3 separate regions of the Homo sapiens genome follow, and regions 2 and 3 are each linked to region 1. Evidence: chromatin loops called from intact Hi-C (ENCODE). Cell type or tissue: A673. All regions are shown on one strand.

Evidence for each region. Peaks named below come from ENCODE experiments on the same cell type or tissue, not always from the same donor. Only the 100,000 strongest peaks of a DNase experiment are listed, where the experiment ranks them.
Region 2: a loop joins it to region 1, with 8 times the contacts of the local background. A loop is called at or near these places in 6 of 110 quality-filtered maps.
Region 3: a loop joins it to region 1, with 6 times the contacts of the local background. A loop is called at or near these places in 16 of 110 quality-filtered maps.

The regions. Positions count from the first base shown.
Region 1 is chr20:53,824,416-53,832,415 of GRCh38, forward strand. No RefSeq gene overlaps it. Among named protein-coding and RNA genes, the nearest start is that of BCAS1-AS1, 87 kb to the right of the region's middle. RefSeq lists enhancers at 4,309-4,418, 5,685-5,829 and a cis regulatory region at 5,751-5,764. In A673, CTCF peaks have their summits at 4,531 (motif pointing left) and 4,737; DNase peaks (open chromatin) are centred at 3,736, 4,366, 5,146 and 5,956; H3K4me3 peaks cover 2,336 bases; H3K27ac peaks cover 3,881 bases.
Region 2 is chr20:53,935,545-53,943,544 of GRCh38, forward strand. It overlaps BCAS1 (brain enriched myelin associated protein 1), which reads right to left. Exons shown (of 13, transcript NM_001366298.2): 13 at 7,997-8,000. It overlaps BCAS1-AS1 (BCAS1 antisense RNA 1), which reads left to right. Exons shown (of 5, transcript NR_199019.1): 2 at 1,819-2,050; 3 at 4,888-5,054; 4 at 5,741-5,851; 5 at 6,631-8,000. Among named protein-coding and RNA genes, the nearest start is that of BCAS1-AS1, 24 kb to the left of the region's middle. RefSeq lists a silencer at 3,226-3,520. In A673, a CTCF peak has its summit at 4,543 (motif pointing left); a DNase peak (open chromatin) is centred at 4,547; H3K4me3 peaks cover 854 bases; H3K27ac peaks cover 5,976 bases.
Region 3 is chr20:53,575,318-53,583,317 of GRCh38, forward strand. ZNF217 (zinc finger protein 217) reads right to left here. Exons shown (of 6, transcript NM_006526.3): 2 at 6,144-7,851; 3 at 3,017-3,133; 4 at 410-1,963. The coding sequence starts at 7,509. Among named protein-coding and RNA genes, the nearest start is that of ZNF217, 15 kb to the right of the region's middle. RefSeq lists enhancers at 6,523-7,314, 6,712-6,841, 6,872-6,941. In A673, a CTCF peak has its summit at 3,613 (motif pointing right); DNase peaks (open chromatin) are centred at 3,634, 4,274, 4,754 and 7,864; H3K4me3 peaks cover 2,911 bases; H3K27ac peaks cover 2,654 bases.

The DNA of each region.
Region 1 (8,000 bases):
GGATGCAGTTAAGTTCCTTGGAAATAGTTTGATCCTTTTAGGGTGTAAGATGTGTTAAGTGGGATCAGAGCAGTGTTTAGTCCAGAGCTAATTATTCTCCACTACTGAGGCAAGATGCTTCTGAGGGCTCTGCCCAGTGCCTTGTGAATTGTGAGATTGTCCAGGCTGCCTGCGTGAGCTCCAATACTAGTTCCTCTAATCCAATGCTCTAATTCAAGAAAATATGACAGAGTTCATTGTTGTGAAGCAGAGTTGCCCAGGAAGCCCACAGAATCATGAGAAATAATAAAAATTTGTTAAATAATAAATAACTGAAAAAAAAAAAAGAGCTGGATCCAGGTCTTTGCACAACCTCAGGTAGGTGTTGCTAGTGTGTGCCAATCAGAGCTCAGCTGAAGACCTCTGGTGGGCCCTTTGCCGATCTCTGGAGCTCTCTCTCTGCAGTATTTTGCTCTCTGGTATGCTGTCCACCTGAATTCCCTCACTGCCTCAGTCTCCCCTGCCTCTCAGCTTCATCTCAACTCAGAGAGAGCCTGTCCTGACCCTCCTGGACATGTTGAGTTTAATGTGCCTCTTACCATACTAGTGAAGATTCCTTGAAATGCCGTCTGGAAGAGGTCCCTTATAAACAAACTCCTGGATTTCATAACTCAGAAAGGGGAAACCAAACATCGTATGTCTTCAGTTATAAGTGAGAGCTAAGCTATGAGGATGCAAAGGCATAAGAATGATGTGATGGACATTGGGGACTCCGGGGGAAGGGTGGGAGGGGGTGAGGGGTGAAAGACACATTGGGTACAGTGTAGACTGCTCGGGTGATGGGTGCACCAAAATCTCAGACATTACCACTAAATAACTTATACATGTAACCAAATACCACCTGTGCCCCCAAAACTATTGAAAAAAAAACAACAACAACAAAAAAGTCCTGGACTTCAATTGTCCAAGGTGAGTCAAAGACTCAGGCAAATCTCCTACGGAATGTCAGGTTGTCTATCAATTGATTGCCTTGTCATTTGGGATCTGATATTGGGATCAAATTGGCATCTGTAACTCCTCAAGTTATTTCAAGTACTGGGTCTTTGATTTGGTCTATGAGCCACAAAACCTTGTCTGTCTCCTTCCTGTTTAGCTAAAACAAACAAATAAGTAGTGATTCTGATAATCCCTTATTTAAAAAGTACACGTAACATGTAAGAGATTTTACTTGTGACCTATGAGCCGCATTATTATTTGTTATTAGTAGTAGCCGAAATGCTGACATTGATGAATGATAGGCTTTTCAAAATATTAGTTAGATGTAGTTAGTGTGTTCTTATAATAATAACACTCACTCATCAGCTTCAGTGTTAGCCAGGACTCTTGCTTGAAAATCATGGAAGTCAACTGAGAGTAATTTAAGAAAAACTTCTACAACAAATCCCCCTACAGAAATGAAATTTAGAGGCCCATTTAGCTCAAAAGCCTAAGACGTAGGGCCTGATTCAGTCTTCAGATCTCTCTCCTTCCCTGTCGATTCTGTTTCCTTCTCCCTATCTTCATTTTCAGCCTGGTGGGACCAGATTTACGTCAGCCTTAAAGTTTTGATCTCTAAATAAATAAATAAAAGAATAATTTCTCTGATATCTCTGGCAAAGTCCTGGGGCAGGGGGAATCTCAGGTGCCTAGGCTTAGGTCTCATGCCCCTCCTTGCTGTGGGGTCAGAAGAGGGTAAGCCCACAGGGTCATGTGACTTCAGCAGGCTTCCCACGGAGTGGGCTTTTTCATCCCTGGCAACATTGATACTCTGGGCTGGATGATTGTCTGTTGTGAGGCTGCCCTGTGCATTATAGGATGTTTAGCAACCTCCCTGGTCTCTACCCACTAAGATACCAGTAGTACCTCTCTCCTTTCCCCATAGTTGTGGTAACGAAAAATGTCTCTAGATGTTGCCAAATGTCTTCTGGTGGGCAAAATTGCCCCCATTAAGAAGCACTTCTATGAAGCAGGAGTACTTTCCTTTGGGTAGAGATGCTGGGCAAGACAGGGCAGGATGGCTAATGCCTAGAGTCCCAACACTTTGGGAGGCTGAGGCAGGAAGATCTCTTGAGTTCAAGAGTTGGAGACCAGCCTGGGGCAACATAGTGAGACCTTGTGCCTACTAAAAATAAAAAAAAAAAAATAGCCAGGTGTGGTGGTGCATGCCTGTAGATGAGCTACTTGGAAGGCTGAGGCAGGAGGATTGCTTGAGCCCAAGAGATAGAGCCTGTAGTGTGCTGTGATTATACCACTGCACTCCAGCCTGGGCAACAGAGTGAGACCCTGTCTCAAGAAAAAAAGAAAAGAAAAGAAAAAAAGAGAAACCGGGTAGGAAGACAGGCCCACCACCCAAGTCAATGTGTTTTCTGAGCAAAGCAGAAGGAGATGGATCTACAGATGCGATCTGTACTATGAACAATTTCAGTGGCTGCAACGTTGTGCAGTGCTTTAATTTCTCACAAAATAATTTTGGGAGAGGGTTCATAAAAACTGGGAAATACCTGTGAAAATGTGAGATTAATGTAAGTATCGTAGCAGAACCAGAATAAATGAAAGCTCTCTAGTGTCATGATGAAAACTATTAACTATTACTATTAACTATTAACTAAGACTGTGTCTGATTCATTGCTTGTAACACAATCCTTGAAACTGGGTGATTTATAAGAAACAAAATTTACTCCTTACAGTTCTAGAAGCTGGTTGAGGAGAGTCATCTGGTGAGAGGCTTCTTGCTGATGGGGCCTCTGCAGAGCCGCAAGGCTGCACAGGGCATCACATGATCACATGGCACAAAGGCTGAGCATTCTAGCTCAGGTCTCTCTTCCTCTTCTTATAAAGACACCAGTTCCACTCCCATAACAACCCATTAGCCCATTAATCCATGAAAGAATTAATTCATTCATGAGGACAGAGCCCTTGTGACCTAATCACCTCTTAAAGGTCCAACCCCTCAATACTGCCACATCGGCAATTAAGTTTCAACAAGAGTTTTGGAGGTGACGAACACTCAAACCATAGCAGACTGAAATACCAAGTTTTATTTTGGCTCAATATTGTACTAGGTACATGATCATTCTTAAATTATTTAATCTTTGAAATCATTGGTTTCCTCCAGTATAAAAGATGATAAATGATATCAGGCAACCAATTGCTGATGTATGTGAAACTGTGAAGTACTAGGCAAATGGAATATTATTTAAACATACTCTTCAATTAGTTGAATATGAAAGCTACTTTGGTGACTTCTGATTTTTTAGAATCAGAAAATTTCCTCCCTTCCTTTCTTCTTCCCTCCCTCTTCCCTCCCTCCCTCCTTCCCTCTGTCCCTCCCTCCCTCCTTCTTTCTTCCTCCCCATCCTCCTCCCTCTTTGTCTCTTCTTAATTTTTTCTTTCATCTTCTTTTTGGCTTGTTGGTTAATGTAGAGATATAAGTGTTGTAACAAATAAGTTACTATTATTTTCTAGTATGTTCCAAGAAGCAAAAAAAAAAATATTGCTTGCCTGATTTATTACCAGTTTATTCTGTTCCTGCTGTTAAAAAATTAGGGAAAAAAAAGGGAAAGGAAAGAAAAACATTTCCAGTTCGTTGAGCTAACTGGTGGGTGAGAGGCTGAGAAATGATACCATCCTTGCGAAGGCAGATATTATGTCCCAAGAGCACACGATGTGTATGTTCTCAACCTTCTGGCTCTGTTCCACCTTGGTAATAATCCAACCAGTTAATTCCGTGGGACTTAAGCTTCTGGTCTTTGTCTGAACAAATCAGAAATTGCCAGAAAATGTTAGAACAAATTGTAGATCCCAGTTGTAGTGAAGGGTAGAATATATCCCAGAAACAAAACAAATGACTTAATCCATTGTCAGATGTGGGGGCTCTATGATTCATCCCTTAAAAGAGAATTATGGTAGGGCTTACTTCCCAAGTGAAAGAAAGACAATGTGCTCTTCCATCTAATCCGATTGTAGGAAAATTTCGGAATGTCACCTTTTAGAGTAAACATTGCTTGACTCTTAGATTAGGTCTGTAATTTATGGTGCAGGATCTCCTTTAGAGTTTTCAGTAAAGAATGCTGTATTTGTTCCTTTTCTGTTTGCAAAAATAGGCGTTTGGGTGTGACATCCCTTAGGGTGATCATTATCAGTGGATCATTTTACATATTCTTGTGCCAATTCTAAAATAAGCACATATATTTCTCAACCAGTTGAGTATCTCCTAAATGATGCTTTCTTCTCAGTGGGAAGCTTTGGATACTTATGAAAAAAAAAATCAGAGTTCTTTAAGTTGGAGAGTCCACGCTGATATTCATCACAATTTGCATTTGAATAGTACAAACTACAGGAAACCATGGTTGGGGGGGGAGGTGAAATTTTTATTATGTGCTTGGCGAGGAGTCTCTGAGTGTTTATAGTTTGGGAACGGATACTAGCAGAAGGCTTTCTGTTGTTGTTAGGGACGGCTCACATTCCCTTCCCACCCACTCACTGCCATCTACAGCTCAGCTTTGGAGTCAGAATAGCACTTTTCCTACGTTTAGTAGGACTAAGAAAGATTTTTTTTTCTCCCCTTGGCATATTCCTGCAGCTGGATATTAGGGAAGCAAGGAAGCTGTTGAATAGCTTTCTAGCTAACCACATTCATAGTATTCTTTCTCATCTTCCTTCAGAGTTTCTGTTTAGTTTTGTTCTGTTCTAAGGACCTATTTCCTCTCTAATGAAATTTTCGTAGGACCCTGTTGTTTGAATGTTTGTTTCTGGACCCTTTGAGGTTTCTTTACTGGCATTGTTATTTTGATTGGAGAGCCAATTTGCTATCTGTGAACTTTTGCAGATGCGTGAATCGTGAGTGAGATAGAGAGGTGACATATATTTGAGTGTGTGGTATGGGGGAGAGAAAGAGTCACTTTTTGTGCTCTTCCGGGCACGTCTTCAAACACACCATGCTGTCCCCCACACAGTGAGTAGAATTATCCCAACTGTTTTTAAGTTTTAAAGTGCTAACAAACAGAAAAAACAATGAAAATAATTTTCTCTTCAAGGATCTCTGAGAACTCTGGCCACACCTCATTCTTAAAAGCATAATATGTGAGTGACTAGGACAGAATTCTTTCCCTGGATTCCCTTAGAGAATGTCTCACGAAATAACGTCTCATGGCAATGAATCATCGGCTCAGGATCCGACCAGTAAGCCACTGGCCACATTTCTATTTTTAAGAGTCACTAGGAAAAGTTGGAAATAATTTTAGAAAATAAAGAAAATACTCTTTGGCCTTTCTTTCATTTTCTTTTCATTTGGGGAGTAAGTGGAGAATGGGGGAAGAGATCTCATGTCTTTGATTCATGTAAAGCCAAGTTCTGGAAATATAGCAAACGCAGGAGAACTCTTTCTTAAGTGGTAGGAACAGTCCTAATTCCCACAGTTTAGGTTATCTGGTCTATTTCAAGGTTTTGGTGCGTGAGGTTTGGTGTCAACAGCATGATATGATCTGTGGTATACTTAGGGTTCCCAAATATGAATGTAGAAGCATTGAAATAATTTATTTTATTGGATTTGAATTCACTAAATATAGCCCTTGAGTCATGTATAAAATCTCATTGTTCTAATATGAAACAAATGCTGAGTTTATTGTCAAGCCTAATTAACATGTCATGAACATGGGGCACCTGTAAATGATAGAATCTGAGTTAACAACAGCTCTCTGACTGTGTGCACGGGCTGTTTGGAGGGCTTCTTCATGCTCAAAGTTCAACGGCATTTAGAGTTTCAACAGTTCACTGCTTCAATTTTTGTTTACTTTCGTTTCCCCTGGGCAGAACTCTCTAATCTGGGTTTAACTTTTTATACTATACTTGTGAGAGGTGCTCAAATTACCCTACTCCAATAATAGCATACTCTTCATATGGGAAATTTGAAAAGTGCCTCTGCCCACTCTATACAGAATTTCCTGTGCTGTACATTTATCCTGCTGAGACAGGAAACACAATTATTGTTTGGAATTAAGCTAGACCCTTGAGGAACATGAAGTTCTGCTTATGGTTTCCCCACCCCCCTCCATCATCAGACATGGGTGTTGTTTTATCAGAAATAAATAAAAACGGATAATGTAGCTACAAATAGCTACAGGGAAGGAAAAATCTATTTGTAAGATTTTTATTACTTGTGCCTAAATAAGATGGTTCTCTGAACATTTGCTGACTGTTTACAAGAGAAAAATAATTATTCCTGGCTTGTAAGCCTGTCAGGCCATCACAGAAGAAGGTACAAACTATTTCCACATTTTTTAACCCCCTCAGTTTCTCTATGATTATTCGTTGACTATTTTAGCTGGTGACACAATGAAAAAACAGAGTCTAAGCAATTTCTCTAGGAATCAAGATTTATCTGCATTTTTTTTTTTTTTTTTTTTTTGGCCAGAGTGGCGTGATCTTGGCTCACTGCAACCTCCGCCTCCCAGGTTCAAGCGATTCTCGTGCCTCAGCCTCCCAAGTAGCTGGGATTACAGGCATGTGCCACCATGTTCAGCTAGTTTTTGTATTTTCAGTAGAGACGGGGTTTTGCCATATTGGCCAGGCTGGTCTTGAACTCATGATCTCAGGTGATCTGCCCACCTTGGCCTCCCGAAATGCTGGGATTACCGGCATGAGCCACCATGCCCGACCTTGCATCTTTGGATAATCAAATATTACCTCTTCAGAAAAGACTTCCATGGAAGCCCCTTATGAAATACTGCCAGAGCCCTCACCTCCCATATGGCTCCATTTTCTTGTCCTGTTCACTTTCTTCAAAGCATTCATCACTATGAAGTATTATATTAATATATGTATTATTTACTAGCTTATACACCTCTAGGACAGTGCTACCCAACAGAAATATAATGCAAGCCACACAGGAAATTTAAAATTTTCTAGGAGTCATATTAAGAAAGTAAAAAGAGGTCAGGCGTGGTGGCTCACTCCTGTCATCCCAGAACTTTGGGAGGCCAAGGCAGGCAGAGAGCTTGAGCTCAGGAGTTCGAGACCAGCCTGGGGAACATGATGAAACTCCATCTCTACTAAAAATACAAAAATTATACTAGCTGGGCATGATGGTACACACCTGTAGTCCCAGCTACTCAGGAGGCTTATGTGGGAGGATCGCTTGATCTCAGGGAGGTCAAGGCTGCAGTGAGCCGTGATCATACCACTGCACTCCGGCCTGGATGACAGAGTGAGACCTCATTTCAAAAAAAAAAAAGAAGGTAAAAAGAAAATGAATACTATTATATTTATTATAATAGTAGTGTTTCATTAAACCCAGTATGTCCATAATATTATCATTTTAACATGTAATCAACATAAAATAATTGTTAATGAGATATTTTTTATTCATTTTTTGAACTAAGTCTTTGAAATCCAGTGTGTGTTTTACTCTCACAGCATATCTCAGTCCCGACCAGCCCCATTCAAGTGCTCAGTGGCCACTTGAGGCCTGTGGCTACCATATCAGCCTGCGTGGCTCATCTATAAACTCCAGGTGGTCAGCAACTTTGTTTTGTTCCCTAGAGCATTGACGCACACACACTAAAGACATAGTAAATAGTCAATGAAGTAGCAAATGAATGTTAAAATTATAAAGACCACAACTGTTTAGCCAAAGGTCTGTGTATTCAATGCCTTCCAGCATGTTGCAATGACTGTAGTTTTTCTCTTTTTCCTAATGTTTCCTTCTTGCCCACCAATCTAAGAATATCAAAATGCAAAGAATGTCACTATGATCATTTGTTTTGTCATTGAACTAGTTTTTCTGGGAAAAGCCAGATACCATATCCCGTGGTGACTCTCTGCCCACACACCCCTCTGAATGGATTCATTAAAGTTCCATTCTTGCATATTTTTTCCTCTTGGCTCTATGTTCCATCCCTTTAATCAATTCTTGAGCTGCTTAATTAGCAATGATTCAAAACATTTTTTAAAAGATCACGCATCCGTTGATATTTTGCCAGCAC
Region 2 (8,000 bases), 110 kb after region 1:
CTCTTCTGAAGATAAAGGAGGAGACAAGGATGTCAGCATGACCATAGCATACATGTTCATTTATTTAGAGCCAGGGAAGGGGGTGGGACACTAATCAAGGTTGCCCCTTCCCTTCACTTCCCTTCCCTTCCCTTCCCTTCCCTTCCCTCCCCTCCCTTCTCCTCCCCTCCCCTCCCCTTCCCTTCCCTTTTTTCTCCTCTTAAAGCCACCAACTGTGCTAGGTATTTGTATGTTTACTCTCAGATCATTTTTCCAAGCTTCTCTTCAAACTGCATTTCCCAGGTTCCATTACCAACTGGCTTCTGGTTAAGTTCAGCCAGTGGGCGGCACTGACACGTATTTTTCCTGCCTCCTCCCTCCAGTCAACAAAAAGGTACTGCTTGCAGAAGCCTCCATTGGGTTCCAGCTACCCTCAAGCAGCCTCACCCCCATCCACATGGGGTTCTATTTCCCACAGGGTGCCGGGTTCCCTAGCTCCAGAAGCATCACCTCTTCCCTTTGGCTGTGTGTCTCTAGTGGTGGTTCTTTTTGTAGCCTATTTCTATTTCTTTCTTTCTTTTTTTTTTTAAATTATACTTTAAGTTTTAGGGTACATGTGCACAATGTGCAGGTTAGTTACATAGGTATACATGTGCCATGTTCTATTTCTAATCTCCGGGTGGGCCTCACGGCCCCATGGTTGTCTTTTCAACTCTTCCAGTACCTTTAAAACTAGCACCCATATTAATGTCCTTCTATTCAGCTCCTTGTCATGGGATAGAGGTTCCCGAGAAAACCCTAAGACACAGATCACAGATTTTTCTTTTTTTTTTTTGGAACAAAGTCTCGCTCTTGTCCCCCAGGCTGGAGTGCGATGGTGTGATCTCGGTTCATGGCAACCTCTGCCTCCCGGGTTCAAGGGATTCTCCTGCCTCAGCCCCCCGAGTAGCTGGGATTACAGGCGTCTGCCACCACACCCGGCTAATTTTTGTATTTTTAGTAGAGATGGGATTCTCCTTCCTCAGCCCCCCGAGTAGCTGGGATTACAGGCGTCTGCCACCACACCCGGCTAATTTTTGTATTTTTAGTAGAGATGGGGTTTTACCATGTTGGCCAGGCTGGTCTAGAACTCCTGACCTCAGGTGATCCACCCGTCTTGGCCTCCCAAAGTGCTGGGATTACAGGCGTGAGCCACCGCGCCTGGCCGACACAGAGGTTTTTAACCTAAGACACAGACCCTGAGACAAAAACTTAGGTGCAAGTAGTTTATTTGGGAAGTGATCCCAGGAAGCACAAAAGGTGGGGTGGGGGGGCGTGCTCATGAGTATGTTACTGCTGTGGGTGACGGGTGGCTCGGTCTTGCTGAGGACCCTTGAGAGAACACAAAGACGACCCCTCAACATTGTCCCACTGAGAGATGGGGCAGCTGAGGTGTTTACCTTTCCTCTCCCATCTTTCACTGATTGAGAATTGTCCTTCGGGGCATAAAATTTCAGGTATTTTCAAAATGCCATGCAGGTGGGCTAAACAAGCTCCTACAGCCCCTGGAGAAAGCCACCGAGAGGAAAAGCAAAGAACGAGGAGTTTTGGGGTGGGAAGCTGTCAGTGCTGCAGGTAAACTCGGGTAGTCTGAAGACGATGGGGCAGGGCAGCCACAGCACCTACTGCCATGGCGACTTGGCCACCGTTATAAGTAGATGCAACTGTACAACCAAGGATAGCCAAGGGTGGACCTGAGCCCCCTCTCCAGAAATTCTGCCTTACTTTAGAATGGGGTGAACAGCAGGGAAAATGAACATTTTTCTTTGCTTTTTCTCCTCCCTCCTTTCTTTTTTCTAGATAAGCCAGCCAGCCAACTGCTTATGAGGATAAGGAGAAACTGGGGCAAAGTTTAAGGATGTCGCAAAGTCTGGGTGGCCTTCAGTCCATGAAAGAGAACACATCTGTTCTATCTCAGGCTGAGGTCATCTGCATCCTCATCAATAAGCTGACTGAGCACTCATTACCTGCCAGACACGGTGCCTACATGCTCTAAATGCACGGTCTCGTTTATTCTCAGCAACTTTCCGAGGTAAGTGCTGTTAGCATTCCCATTCCACAGAGGAACAAACTAAGGCTCTGAGAAGAAGTAATTTGCTCAAGACCTCACAGCCTGGGATCATGGGTATGAATCATCTGGGTGAATGATGAGGCCAAATCCCAAGTCCATGTTTATGACACTTAGAAATAACCATTTAAATGTCCTTTGAAGGGTCAAAACCATTTAGAGGTTTTATCTCTTTCTTACAATCTTCAAAGAAGTTTAACACCTTATAATAAATATCTCACAGATAACTCAGGTCACTTAGTGAATATTAGTTGAATTGCTTTTGTATTAGATCCTACCTGCAGCCAAAATATAAATCTATGTTACCCTCCAGCTCAAATATCTTCCATGGCTCCCCATTGCCGTCAAGAGACAATTTAAACTCGTTACTATGGACTTTTTACTCCAAGTCCTTGAGATCCATCTGTGCCACCTCCCCAGCTTCCATCCTCTTATCCGTTCTCCTCACAGTCTCACTTCAGCCATGCTAAGCTACCTGCCATTCTCTCTGTGGACCCTGGGCTCTTGCACTTGCTGTTCTTCTGGGAGCCCTTTTGTCCAACGCTTATTCATTCTGTGTGAGTTAACTCAACTGTCACCTCCCCAAAGTGGCCAACCTCCACCCACTGTGGTCTTGCGCCAGTGCCTTCCCCTGAGTCCCATGACACCCTGCATTTGCTTCTCTTACATTGTATTATTATTATCTTTTTGCCTGCCTGTCTCTCCCACAGACATGAAAGCAAGCTTTTATGTACTTAGGTTGGATTTCAACCTTGGCTCTGCCATGTGTGTTCTTGGGCAAAGTTGTTTTTTTCTCTGTGAGCCTTAGTTTCCTCAGCTGCCAAATAAGCAGTGAACAAAGTTAAGTCATGTGACACACAATACCTGGCATATAGTGAGGTTCAATGTTAGCTTTTTTTATCTAAGCATCTTCAGGGCCAGTCTTTGGACCAAACATGCTGTTGATGCTCAGTGAAGTGGTAGCTCTACCTGGACCAGTGGTTTTCAAATTTTCTCCTTCATTGGAACCTCCTGAGAGGCTGCTAAAACACAGGTTACTGGGTCCCACCCCAAGAGTTTTTGATTCTGCGGGTATGGAGTGGGGCTTGAGAGTTTGCATTCCTAACATGTTCTCAGGTGGTGCTGAGGCTGCTGGTCCTGGGACTGTACTTTTAGAACCACTGGGCTGGTTACCTGGGAAGGGTAGATGTCTGGTTAGGGTGATCAGACATTCAGAGCTAAAACAAATTCACACTAGAGGATAAGGCAATCCACAATGGGTGTGGCCACAGGATATTTGTTTAGCAATTTATCCATTCAACCAATATTTGTTGAGTATCTACCATGTCCAGGCATTGTGCTAGACACTGACAATAGAACAATGAATGAGCAAGACAAGAAGGTTCAGATCTTGATAAGTTCACATTCTAGTGGCACTGCTTTGGAAGGTGGGGGCCGTCATTACACAAATCCCATGGGTGTGAATTGAAGGGACACAGTTAGTTTGGGGAATGGTTAGCCTTAAAGCCACTGATACCAATAATGGCTTTACTGTCTACTGTATCATTGTATTGCCTTCTCAACATGATTTCACCAAAATGATTCATTGAAACTGATTATGGTATTCCCATAATCCCCTTGCCTGGAACTGCATCCATCATTCAGCACAGTTTTAGGATGAAGTCAACCCATGGAACATGGCAGAATGGAGTGTCAGAGAACCAGAGCCAGGCTATGAGACTTAACACCAGTTATATGAAACGATACATTTCCTCATTATCGTTGTTAGCTGGAAGAGAGTCTCAGAGAATCAAAGCCAAAGATGTTATACAACACCTATTATATGAAATGATAAATACCCTTATTGTTACGATTATCTGCCAATTCAAGTAGGGGTTTTCTGTTACTTGGTGCTAAAAGTTCCCCATGATAGAATAGCTTGCCTTTCCTAAGTGCTTACAATGTGCCAGCCACTGCACTAAATGTTTGGTATGCACCATCTCACTGCATGCTGGCAGCAACTCCACGAGTAGGCTCTATTATTAGCCCATTGTTGAGGGAGGACACTCAGAGTTTAAATCACTTGCTCTTTAGTTGGGAGTGGAGAAGATGAGAGGTAAGGCTGCTTTGTGGAGCAGGATGGGCCAGTAAGGATTACTTAAATGCATTGCAATGACACCAACTGAAACGTTTTGCAATCACACAATCTTCCTTGAGCTTCTTCCAAGATAGAGCAGATAAGGATGGAAACACAAACCAACCAACCTTATCTTCATTTGGAGGACTGAGAATCATAGAAGGCAACTGACTTGCCCAGTTCAGCTTTCTCGTTCTAGTTCTCCTAATTAAACTTGACTGCTTTCTAGAAGTTAATCAACAAATACACTCTCAGGCTGCTTTGGCCCAGTTTCCCGGTTAGGCAATCAGGGAAAAAGGGCTAGGCATTGTAAAACCCCAGGTCCTGCAGCTCCCCCACGTGGCTGCATTTTGACAAAAGCAAGCTTCTGAGAGAGTAGATCACGTAAGGAACCAGCCCTTCCATGGCTGTCATTAGCAGAAGTGCAGCTGGGGGCCATTTTGTCAAGAAGTGCTTATTTGGAAAAACAAAACAAAACAAAAAATGAAAAAAAAAAAAAAAATCTATACAGGTGCATGCCAGTCCCCCGGTAATGAAATGTAACAAAGGAAGCACTTAAGTTCAGTGAGGGAAATACAGCTTTAAATTACAGATTGTACCCAGAGCACTTTATAAACGGTAATGTGTGATAATGTATTATCCTTACTTCTGTGAAATTGTGGACTGCAACTTCTGCCGGGGCCAGTTAAAGGGCCAGGAGATGGAGAGGGTTGCGTGAATGCCATTCAAGAAAAGGGCAACAGAGGCTAAGGGGTTAAACTCCCCAGAAAACCAATTTATGCAAAGGGCTGGATCCTGACCGGCATTCTGCACTAAAGATCTGAATTACAAATTTAGAGAATTTGCTGCTCGGTAAGTAATTTCTTTTCTTCCTAATGGAGACTATAATTTCCAGTGGGCCGGTGCCACTTAATTTGCACTGATAGAGTGAACAAAATCTTGACCACGGAGAAGCCTAATTCTACTCACCGTGCAAAATTGCCCTTTAAAAAGGCTTAAAGAGGGACATTCAAAGGATGGTTAAAACCAACCCCTATAATCTTACATTGCTGCAAAGCACATTCCCTAGTTTCCCCTGTGTTTGTATCTTGGGTTAGTTAATAATTGGAATTAGTTCTTTTTCCTTCCCTGTAAGGTAGGTAGTGTAGCTGATTTTATTTTTTTAAGGTATAAGATCTACTTGGGATTATCTGACATAAGAAATAACATTGTCAGATTCAGATTGGAGAAATCTGCACCCTTCCAGGCACTCTGAGAAGGGAAAGGACACAGATTCTTGGTTTCTTGAAATCTAATTCTTTAAGACACTTAGAATCTAATTTAATGAGACCCCAGTGCTTCTGGACTGTTTGCAAACAGACAAGAACAATCTAGTGTGTGTGAAGTGGGAGGAGGGAGGGGAGAGAGTGTGTGTTTAAACCCCTGATAATTTATCTAAAAAGCAAGGGGATACATACAACAAAGACCAGGAATTTCACTTTCTTTCTCTTTTCCTTCCCATTTTGGTTTCTATTTTGTTATGTGCCTCCTTCTCCAAGACAACGAATGCAGGAAGGACCTCACTGGCTGCTGGGAACAACTGCCCTTTTGAATGAATTCTTTTATGGTTACCAGTCAAAAAGTCACCGTCAGCTGGAACTGGAAGGGAGGTGTGTGTGTGTGTGTGTGTGTGCGCGTGTGTGTGTGTACGCGCAGTGGCAGCCATTTCAGCTCAATAGCTCCATTCCTGGAAAGGCCACTTCTTCTTGACATGGGAGAAGACACACTTCCCTGTGTACCTAAAAATAAATAATAAGTAAATAAATAATAATAATAAGAAAGTCATTTTTGCTCCCTCCCCCAGGTCTTAATTCTTCTTTCTCTTTTAATCATGTTTTTCTGTGTGCCACCTTTGCTTTGCTTATTTCCCCCACTGCTTGTTCTGTCTGATGGCATTTCTGGGAATCTGTGTCCTAAAGGCTTTCTTGGGTTTATTGGTGAGTTTCAGCTCTTTTTCACTCTAGTTCTGCATAAGGGGTGGGCATTAGTATTTATTGTAAATGCATTGGAAATGGGATCTCAACAACAATAACACACACACACACACACAAACACAAAAATGGAGTATTAACTTGTTTCTTAAGCCATAACTGAATTTAGAGTTCTCCCAGTAAGTCATGCGCTTTACTTCTCTCTGGCATTTCTTGCTTTTTTAAAAAAAAGCAATTTCATTAAAAGACTATTCTCTTTTTTGGCCCAGGAGCATAGGAAACCAGTTATAAAAACTGTTGGCATGCTTTGCAGAGAGATTCTCAGCAAAGAGGCTTTTTTTTTGTTTTATTTTGTTTTGTTTTGTTTGAGTGGGGGCTTGGGAGGGCTCCATCTGCCTTAGTAACTGGCTAAGTAACTGGCCTGGGCTACTCAGTCTGTTTCTCTTCCTCCTGCCTAGGGGCATTTCTTATCTGGGCAAAAAGCCCCTGTACCCAGCGAGGTGAAACTTGCAAATGATACTGTCACCTTCCTCAATGGACTGCAGCTCAGGAGCTCACCAAAGGTTGCAGCAGACAACCCCCACGGTGTTTGGAGACAAAGGAATAGCAGCTGCCTGGTTTCCTTGAATCACCCCGTGCTCTGACGATGGCAGTGATGGGCCTCCCACCAATGGCTTCCCCAAGTGCTGTTTTCCTGCTTCATGCCAAGTTAAGCATTCTGATACTAAGCGGCACGAGATAGTTCTCAACTGGGTGAGGCACAGGTGTGAGTAATCTCGAGGTATGGTCAGGAGGTTTGAAAAAACTAACCCAGCTGCAAGGAAAAGACCTCTGGTCTTTATTGGAAACACGAATTTGACCTGTCCAAGCTGGGAGCTAATAGGCCCCAGCAGCTCAGGATCCCCTCCTCACTTACGCTTGGGTTTTGAGTGATACCATATTTTTCTGAACACATTTTCCAAATGCCTATTTGCCAAAGCCGTGGTGTAATTTGCCTAAGCAGCAAACTTGTCCTTAGAGTCGAGGTCCATCCACATCAGGAGAGTATATTCAATGTTTATCTCCGATCAATGTGTGATGAATTGCATATGAGATAGATTTGTGTGAGCCAATGTGTGTGTGTGGATCTGTGTTAGTTACATGTGTTTATTTGCATGTATGTAAATATGACTGTGTGAGTGCATGGATCTATTCCTGCATGATATATATTTATATATATGAATATGTGCATATATATGCAAATATGGGTATAAATATGTATCTGAACATATAGGTGTGTATCTGTAGTGGACACTGTCAATGCACTCATCCTCCAGTTACTTAGGCATCCCAGCTTCTCAGCTCAATGGGGGCCGCTTGCCCATCCCCCCACCTCCCAGGGCAGCCCAGAATTCACCTACCAGGGTTCAAAGGCTGGCTCCCTTGACTCAAGGTCAAACTATCTGGGTGGTGCAATTCATGCTCCAGTTGAAACCAACCCTTGCCCAACTCTTTTCTTGCCCTCTTCTTTTTCTCTTACTCCCTTTCCCTCGGAGCCCACTCTCAGTATATCCTATGCGTCCAAATCCCCATCTCAGGCTCTGCTCCAAGCAACCTGGCCTAAGACAGCACTATTCTATACATGCATGTGTGTGTACATGCAAACATACAACTGCACACATTTGTGTGTGTGTGTGCCCATATACAAGGAAATCCGGGAAGATCTGGGAGAGAATGATCTTCCAAAGAAGATAATGGAGAAAGAGTATGGATTTTATAATGTAGAAGTTAGAGTCATCTCAGATATAGAGTGGGACTGCTTTGAAGTTGAAAATTAAAAGATACTTTA
Region 3 (8,000 bases), 250 kb before region 1:
TTAAAAATCAGCTGTGCATGGTAGCAGCACATATAGTCTCAGCTACCTGGGAAGCTGAGGCAGAAGGATCTCTTGAACTCAGGAATTCAAGACTACAGTAAGCTATGATTACACCGCTGCACTCCAATCTAGATGACGGAGCAAGACCCTTTCTCTAAAAATAAAGTAAGACTAAACAAATCAAAAGAATAAAATACACAGGGTTAAGAGTTAAACCCACAGAGTTAAGTAAGCCTTGGAGGACCACAAACCACTGCCGTATCTAAGAATGCTTCTCTCTGTGACCCCCAAGAACTTCTGGCTGCCTACCCCCCACCCTTGGGAGTGGTACCATCTCCACTGAGAATGCCTGGATTAGCTATTAATCACTGTAGGCAGCCATTTAAACACGACGCCCCTCATGCAATACCTTCTAACGTCGAGCTGGATGCTGGACTACCAGCAGGCACACAAGTGTAAAGTGGCCCGGAGCCACCATAGGGCTTCTGAACAGTCAGCACATTTGGAGAATCGACCTCGCTGGAGCTCAGGAACCTTGGTTTGGGAGGCAGCGCCTGCGACGGATACACACAGTCCTGCGGTAACAGTGATGTGATGCCTCTGACCATATGGTACTTGGGAAGGTCATAGCCTCTTCTGTAATTGGCCCCGGGCTGGTCAACGTCAAGGGCAACCACGCTGGACTTCAGTCTTTTTGGAAGGGGCTCACCAAATTCTGCTGCAGTATTGCTGGCACTCCGATTACAGAAATAGTCTCTTCCCGGAGGTGCCCACGGGCTGTCGTTCTTGGCGGGGTAGTCGATGGAACCATTGATGTTACTGCTGCCGAGGGTGGGCTGAGAAGGAGCTACTGGAAGAGGTTTCAATTTTGTCTCGGGTCTTTTTGTCTTATCCGGTGCAGGGGAAACACTGGTTTTAGGAAACATCTCAGATTGCTGTTGCCTGGTGGCGGCCCCTTGGACCCCCACATTCTGCTGTGGTCTGTGGGACTTCAGGTTACTTGGGGCTAAAGTGCTAGAGTCTATCCCTGAAGTCAGAGGGGCCTTGCCTGGCCCAGGAGGGCTCTGCTTCCCCTTCGCAGATGGCAGGGATTTGGACTGCGCCGGGAAAGCAGACTTGGGCTTGGGTTTACAGAAACTAGAGAGGGGAGGCACATCTTTTCCCAGCAACGCTGGCGGGCATCCGGTACGTCGACTTCTAAGCAAGGACTTGTTTCGACAGTTTTTATGAACGTCAGGATTGTATTTATGCTCCAGTCTCTGGTGCATCATTAAAACTTCTGGATAAAATGTCTTGAAGGTACAAAATGGACAGGTGATACTTGGAATCAAACTTTTACTCAAAGAAATTGCCGGGCAATTGTGAAGAGCCCCCACGGATAAATTTAAAGGTTTTTCGTGACAATCCACACTTGGCCTGTATCTGCAGTCAGCTGCGGTCTCCGTTTGCTTCTCTTTGGGGCTAACTTCAAGGTTATGGGTGGTACTGCCATCCGGAGGAGGAGTAACATCCGCCTTGGTTCTACAGATGAGGTTATTTGCCTGAGTTTCAACTGCTGATCTCTTTTTTAACAGGTCCAGGTAAGCAGGGGTAGGGTTTTTATTCACTTTATCAGCACTGTCATCAGCTGCATTTTTATGGAAATCCTGAGTATCTTTGTGTGCTGGTGAGAGGACAGCGCTGCCCAGAACATTCTGAAAAACAGAAGGCATCTCCTTAAGCTGCTTTGCAGGTGGACTGCCTGTAACATCTTTGGCACCATCAAAAAATCTTTTCAAATTTTTGGTTTGCGCACTGTCAGCGGTTAATAGTGCATCTTCAGTGTCCTGATTTTTACCATCGTTCTTGACTTCAGCAGCAACATCGGTTTGTTTTTCCTTGTGATGTCTCTCCAAGTGATACCTCAGAGATGTCTTCTGGGCTGCAGCATATTCACAAAATTCACATTTGTATGGTTTTTCACCTAAGGCAAGAAATGGCACTTTATTATAGAAGTGTATGAAAAGCACTGAAATAGATCAAATATCTATTTATTAAGAAAACAGGCTTCTTTCCTCCTTTTGCTTTCTCGATCTACTATCACATAGGATTTCTCATCAGTTCTTTATCATCCTTACTGTAATGAATATTTGAAATTATGAATGCCTATCTTCAATAGAAAAATTAACAGCAACACTTCTAACTTATTTAATCTTCCTAACAGCCCTAGGGAAATATGTATTATTCTACTTTTACAGCAAAGAAAACTAAAAGCACAAAAAGGTTAAATAACTTGCCCAAGGGTGCACAGATAGTAAGTGGAAGAGATGAAATTTCAAATCTACGCAGCCTCCTACATCATGATGTCATAGCTCCTTTCACAATCTCAAGACTACTAAATAGATTCTCATTTCATTCTCAATCATAAAGACATAAGATGCAGCATTTTAAAATACTGTAGCTTTTAATAAGATAAGAGTCAGGACATAGCAGTCATAAACTAAACAAATGAACTTTGTCCGGGCGCGGTGGCTCACGCCTGTAATCCCAGCACTATGGGAGGCCAACACTATGGGAGGCCAAGGTGAGCGGATCACTTGAGGTCAGGAGTTCGAAACCAGCCTGGCCAGCATGGTGAAACCCCATCTCTACTAAAAATACAGAAATTAGCCGGGTGTGGTGGCAGGTACCTGTAATCCCAACTACTGGGGAGGCTGAGGCAGGAGTATTGCTTGAACCAGGGAGGTGGAGGCTGCAGTGAGCCGAAATTGCACCACTGCACTCCAGCCGAGGTGACAGAGCAAGACTCCGTCTCAAAAAACAAAAAAGAAAGAAAAGAAATGAACTGCAAATAAGAACAATGGCTCAAGTTACAATGGCACTAAAAGAATAAAAATAACCACTGCAATCAACATGCTACATATTTATCCTTAAGCTAGTCCAAGGATCTGGCAGAGTATCTGAACAACAACAACAAAAAAATTAGATAACTACATAATTTAACTAATGCATGGTTAAAAAAATAAAAGTTCTTTACCTGTATGCGTTCTGAGATGAATATTGAGGTAATAATTTGAACGGAAAAACTTTCCACAATAACTACACTCTCTTGAAGATGTAAGATGTTTTATTTTTCCTCCATCATCATTTTTATCTTAAAGGAAAAACAAAAATATTTATATAAGAAGGTAGCTGAAGTACCTGAATAAGGCATGCTGACTTAAATATTCTTGACATAAACATTTTTGGAAAGCATGAAAAAATTCTTTTATATAACATCGGGTTAGAACAAAACGGCTAGACACACACCAAATGCTGTTGGAGGTTGTTTGAAGTTTTAGAGTGTTATAACATGATTTTGTTTTGTTTTTTTCTGGGTACAGCAGAGTACACTATTAAACATTCAGTTCTTCGTTTGCCTTAATCACAAGAAAGATCATTTCATAGACTGAATTGCCCGGGCAGCTTCCGGTTCTCAGTGTCTCTGAGCAGGCAGGATCTGGCAAACTGAAGGTGGACATACATACTGGCGGGAAAAATTATCTTCTTCAGAATAATTTAGAAAAATGAGCCAATTACAAACCGTCAACTTCCCAACCACCAGGGGAAAAATAAGCCGTTTAAGGTTAGGATTAAACAACTGACCACTAGAGGGCAGCAAGCACAACTTAATCTTCAACAGAAAAGAAAGTCTGGCATTGGGCAAGCACCTAGGAAAGTCTGTCAAAATTTAGCAAAGTTTTGGAAAGCAGGCTGTATTGTCCACAAACACTCATGTGGGCGAAAGAGATCTGACAAATGAAAACCTGTCCCCAAATGACAGTGTTTGGCTTTAGTTTCTGCAGGACAATAGGACAATGTGTCTCACGTGCATCAGGAGAAGTTAGAGTCCACTGGAAGGAGGACAGAACTTCAAACACACACCAGCCCTCCAAAAGACAATCAGAGGTGCTGCCGTTAAAATACCACCCCCAAAACACATGAATGTTTAAGTTTTAAATAAATGTCCCCTCACTGTAGATCATATCACTATCCACCTGTAAGACAGACACCCTTGATGATCTATATAGTGTCTAAAGAAAGAAAAAAAAATTTACTTGATCTTCTTAAGTCTTAAAAAAGCCAGGATGATAGTACAATATGATAAATCTAGACTACTAAGATAATATAAGTTTAGGAAAATCAATTCCCCAAATACAGAATGGCCAGCTTTTTTTTCTTACAATCATACCCAAACTAGCTGGGTTTATAACTGGGCGTTGTTGCAATTTCCGACTCCCAACTATGTGTCAGGATTTATGGTATGTTGCGTCATATCCAAAAAGCTATGAAATGCCTTTTCTTTAGAACAAAGGACATGACATTTCCACATCTACCTGGTTCCTGCTCTTTCAAGCATCACCTCTGACTTTACAGTTATATTTTTTAAAGGACTGTGATCTTTTTACAAATAGGCTGTTGAAATTGTCCTTGGGAGGTGGAAGACAGGGGTCAATGAACCATTTTGCAAACAGGGAAATAGTAGCAAAGAAAGGTTAAGCAACTCATAATTGGTCACAAAACAACGCAGTGGTAGAACCAGAACTCAACGCCAAGCTGGGGTGCTCCCACCCACAGCCAGGCATTCTGTCCTGCCTGATGATCTAGCCCATGTTTTCCACACCACCTACCGGTAACTGGCCTTTTCATTTCTTTCAGGGAACTGGGGCATCTCACAGGGCCCCTGCAACAGTACCGGCACTAGCAGAAACCACTTAGCTAACTGGAGTCTGTGTTTAAAGCCTCTTTTTATGATGCCATTAAGACATTAGATTTGTAGTATGCTAAGTGCTGGGTTTCCTGTGTCCCAGGAAACTCAAAAACATTCTAAAGATTTGATATACAGACTACAGTTCTCACGTCAATCACATGATCAGAAAAGGAACTGGCACTGGCTGAAGAGCAGGTGAAGGAAGAGTCCAATCAATCGTGTGGGCAAATTCATCGTGGGTCTCATACACCCAGTTTTCCGAAGAATTCAAGCACACAATCAAGTGACACTGAGAGGAGGAGGCACTTGTTTTAACCGAGGACCACTTTGACAGATGCTTCCCTAAGACCGATTCATGTTCCCATCATTCGCTTGTCAATTACGGCCTGCCCATCAGGGTCTTTTCAACTGTTTTAAGCAGCAAGATCCTCTATTCAAACAAAATACTAAACTCTGATAGGAGAAGCTCTGGCTACAGTGAGGATGGGCGCAACTCCAAACACAGGTGGAATCCTTTGCCCTAGATAACGCCCACCAGGGCTCAGGAATATTATGTGAGCATGCCTTCAGTGATCACCTTCTCTTTCTATAAATGCCACTAGTACACTGAAAATTCTGCTGAGCAAATGAGCCTTCTTAAAAATGTCTTCAGTGTGCTCACATTCCTTGTATTTTATGACAAATCATTTGGGTTCCTGAGGTACCTATAAATGGATACTAGCTTGCCAGACAGAAAGGACAAGGTTTTGGACAGCACCAAACGGCTGCCCAAATAATATTCCTGGCTCTAGTTGATCATCACTCCCAGTACCTTTTATGGCCACTAGAAATTCACTACAGAAAAAGATCAGGAACGCCAGAAAAACTTAAGTGAAGGCTAGGGTCTCTCAATGCTCAAACTATTGACATTTGGGACCAGATAATTCTTTGATGATGGGGCTGTCCTGTGCACTGTACCATGCTGAGCAGTGTCCCTGGCCTCTGCCCACTGGATGCCAGCAGGCACACCCACACACACAGTATGACAACCAAAATGCCTCCAGACATTGCCAGATACTGATTGGGAACAAAATCGCCCCAGTTAAGAAGCAGTGCATTTGGGCTGGATGCACAAGTTATTTTTTTTTTAAAGTGTGTTTTGTGAGCAAAACGATACACGTTTAAAAAATATATATATATTTTCAGAACAAGGAGACCTCTTAACTCAACCCTGTTATTACAGAAATGAGAAAATTAAGGCCCTGAGAGGTTAAATGACTTACACAGAGTGATACCAAAAAGAGCCTGGACTTGACTCTGGCTCTCCAAACCCCATTCCTGGCCAGCGTTGTCTGGAGATGGGAATAGAGAGGGGGAGACGGGGAGACAGACAGACACAGGCGGAACAGCACGGGACGGAGACAGGGCAGCTTACCCAGATGGATTCCTTCGGGAAGCCCATCCTCAGATCCGTCTTCAGAACCACCTTCCCCTCGATCCACGGCTCCATTTTCATCCAGAGGGGCGGCGAGGTCAGGAGAACACGTCCCCGGCTGCCTCCCGTCCACAGACATGGTGGGCGACTCCGCGCCGGCCCTCCGGTCCTTCTTGTGGACCCTGGAGTGCAAGACCAGCTGGTGGTAGGTTCTGAAAGCTTTGCCGCACTCGGAGCAGTGAGTGGGCTTCTCCTTGCTACTGGGTAACTTGGGATCCGCGTCCACGGAGGGCGCTTCGCCGTGGGAGTGTTTGCACTTCTCTTTCTCTTGCGAGAGGCCTGCACAACTGCCCTTATTTGTTTCTCCAAGCTCCTTCTCGGAACTCGAATCGTCGTTGTCGGTGCTCCCTTCTTGCCCCGATTCCTTCACTTCTTGGCAAATGGCAACTTTTCCTTTGGTAGCCAGCTGCCAAGCCTGGAAGGTGGTGAACGGATCGAGCTGAGGGATGCATCTGACAGGCTTCTTCCCCGTTTCAGGGTGAGATTTTGGTCTCAAGTTGAACAACTGCAGGAAGTCCTCCCTCGAGGACGGCATTCCTCCTTGTGGAGAGTCTGTCTGCGCGCTGCTGGTACCGAAAGCAGTTTTTTTGGTGTGCACCTTGCGGTGCTCAATTAGACTTTCTTTATTTGGAAATAGGAAGCCACAAACCATGCAGATTTTGTAAGGAGAGGAGATGCTCTCGGCCGCGTGCACCTGGACGACCTCGTTGATCGTTGCTGGACTACTCTCCAAGCCTTGCTGCAGTTTGCTTCTGGCCCCCGATTTGCCATTATGTGTCCGCATGTGATTTTTAAGAAACCAAGGCTCCTTGAATCTTCTTCCGCACATGTTACACCCGTAAGTGAAAGAATCTTTGTGTGTTCTCATGTGGATCTCAACATCAAAAGCGACTCTAAATGTCTGCCCACATACCTCACAGCTAAATTCATTTTCCTTGCAATTCTTTTCCTTGGGAGGTTCTGTTCGCACTTGACTTTTATCAAGCGGACTGAGATACTCTGCTTCAACCCGAAGAACTGCTGGTTCACAGAGGGTAGGCCGGTGTTGCATTAAGACATGTTTATTAAGGTCTTCTGAATGTGTGAAGGTCTGGCTGCAGAACATGCAATCCAAGGGCATATACCCCTCGATTTGGATGACATTTTTTTCTTGTGTAGCTCGGAATGGAACAACAGCGGTCCCTTTCATTGACAAGGCATCCTCCATCTCCATCGGACTGCCAAGAGAGCTGCCAATCACTTCTGGCCCATCCATGTACATTAAGAGGGATTGAGTTGGCATGTTTCCTGTCACTTTCGATTGCATATAATCTCAAAGTTCCGTTGGGCAATTTCTGGAGTTGGAATAAGGCCACTTGTAAGACTTGTCACTCACCCCTCTAACAGCCCTGGGTTCCAAAAACCAGAGCAAATATTTATTATAAAAGTTCAAAAGAAAGTGTATAGTCCTCTAACTTCTTCGAACTTTTAGGAAGCTCAGTGATGGTGTCACTGGTTCTTTCCACAAACAAGGCATACAGGGTTCCCAATGCCTCGATTCAAATATGAATCAGCACAAAGCATTAGTTCTCTTTGTCTCCATTGAATGAGTGTTTCAATTGAGCAAGAAGTCAATCCCAGCAACCTGGAGACAAGGGATTTCCAAACCCTAGAGGAAAAAAAACAGAAACGGTTAGCTACACTCAGAGCGAAGAGAAGGCTGGTGTGGGTGAGTCATACGGTCTTTTCCACGCAGCAGAGAAGGTACCTAATTCAATTGCTTCACTTTTAACTAATATATAGGGCATCCTGTTAAAC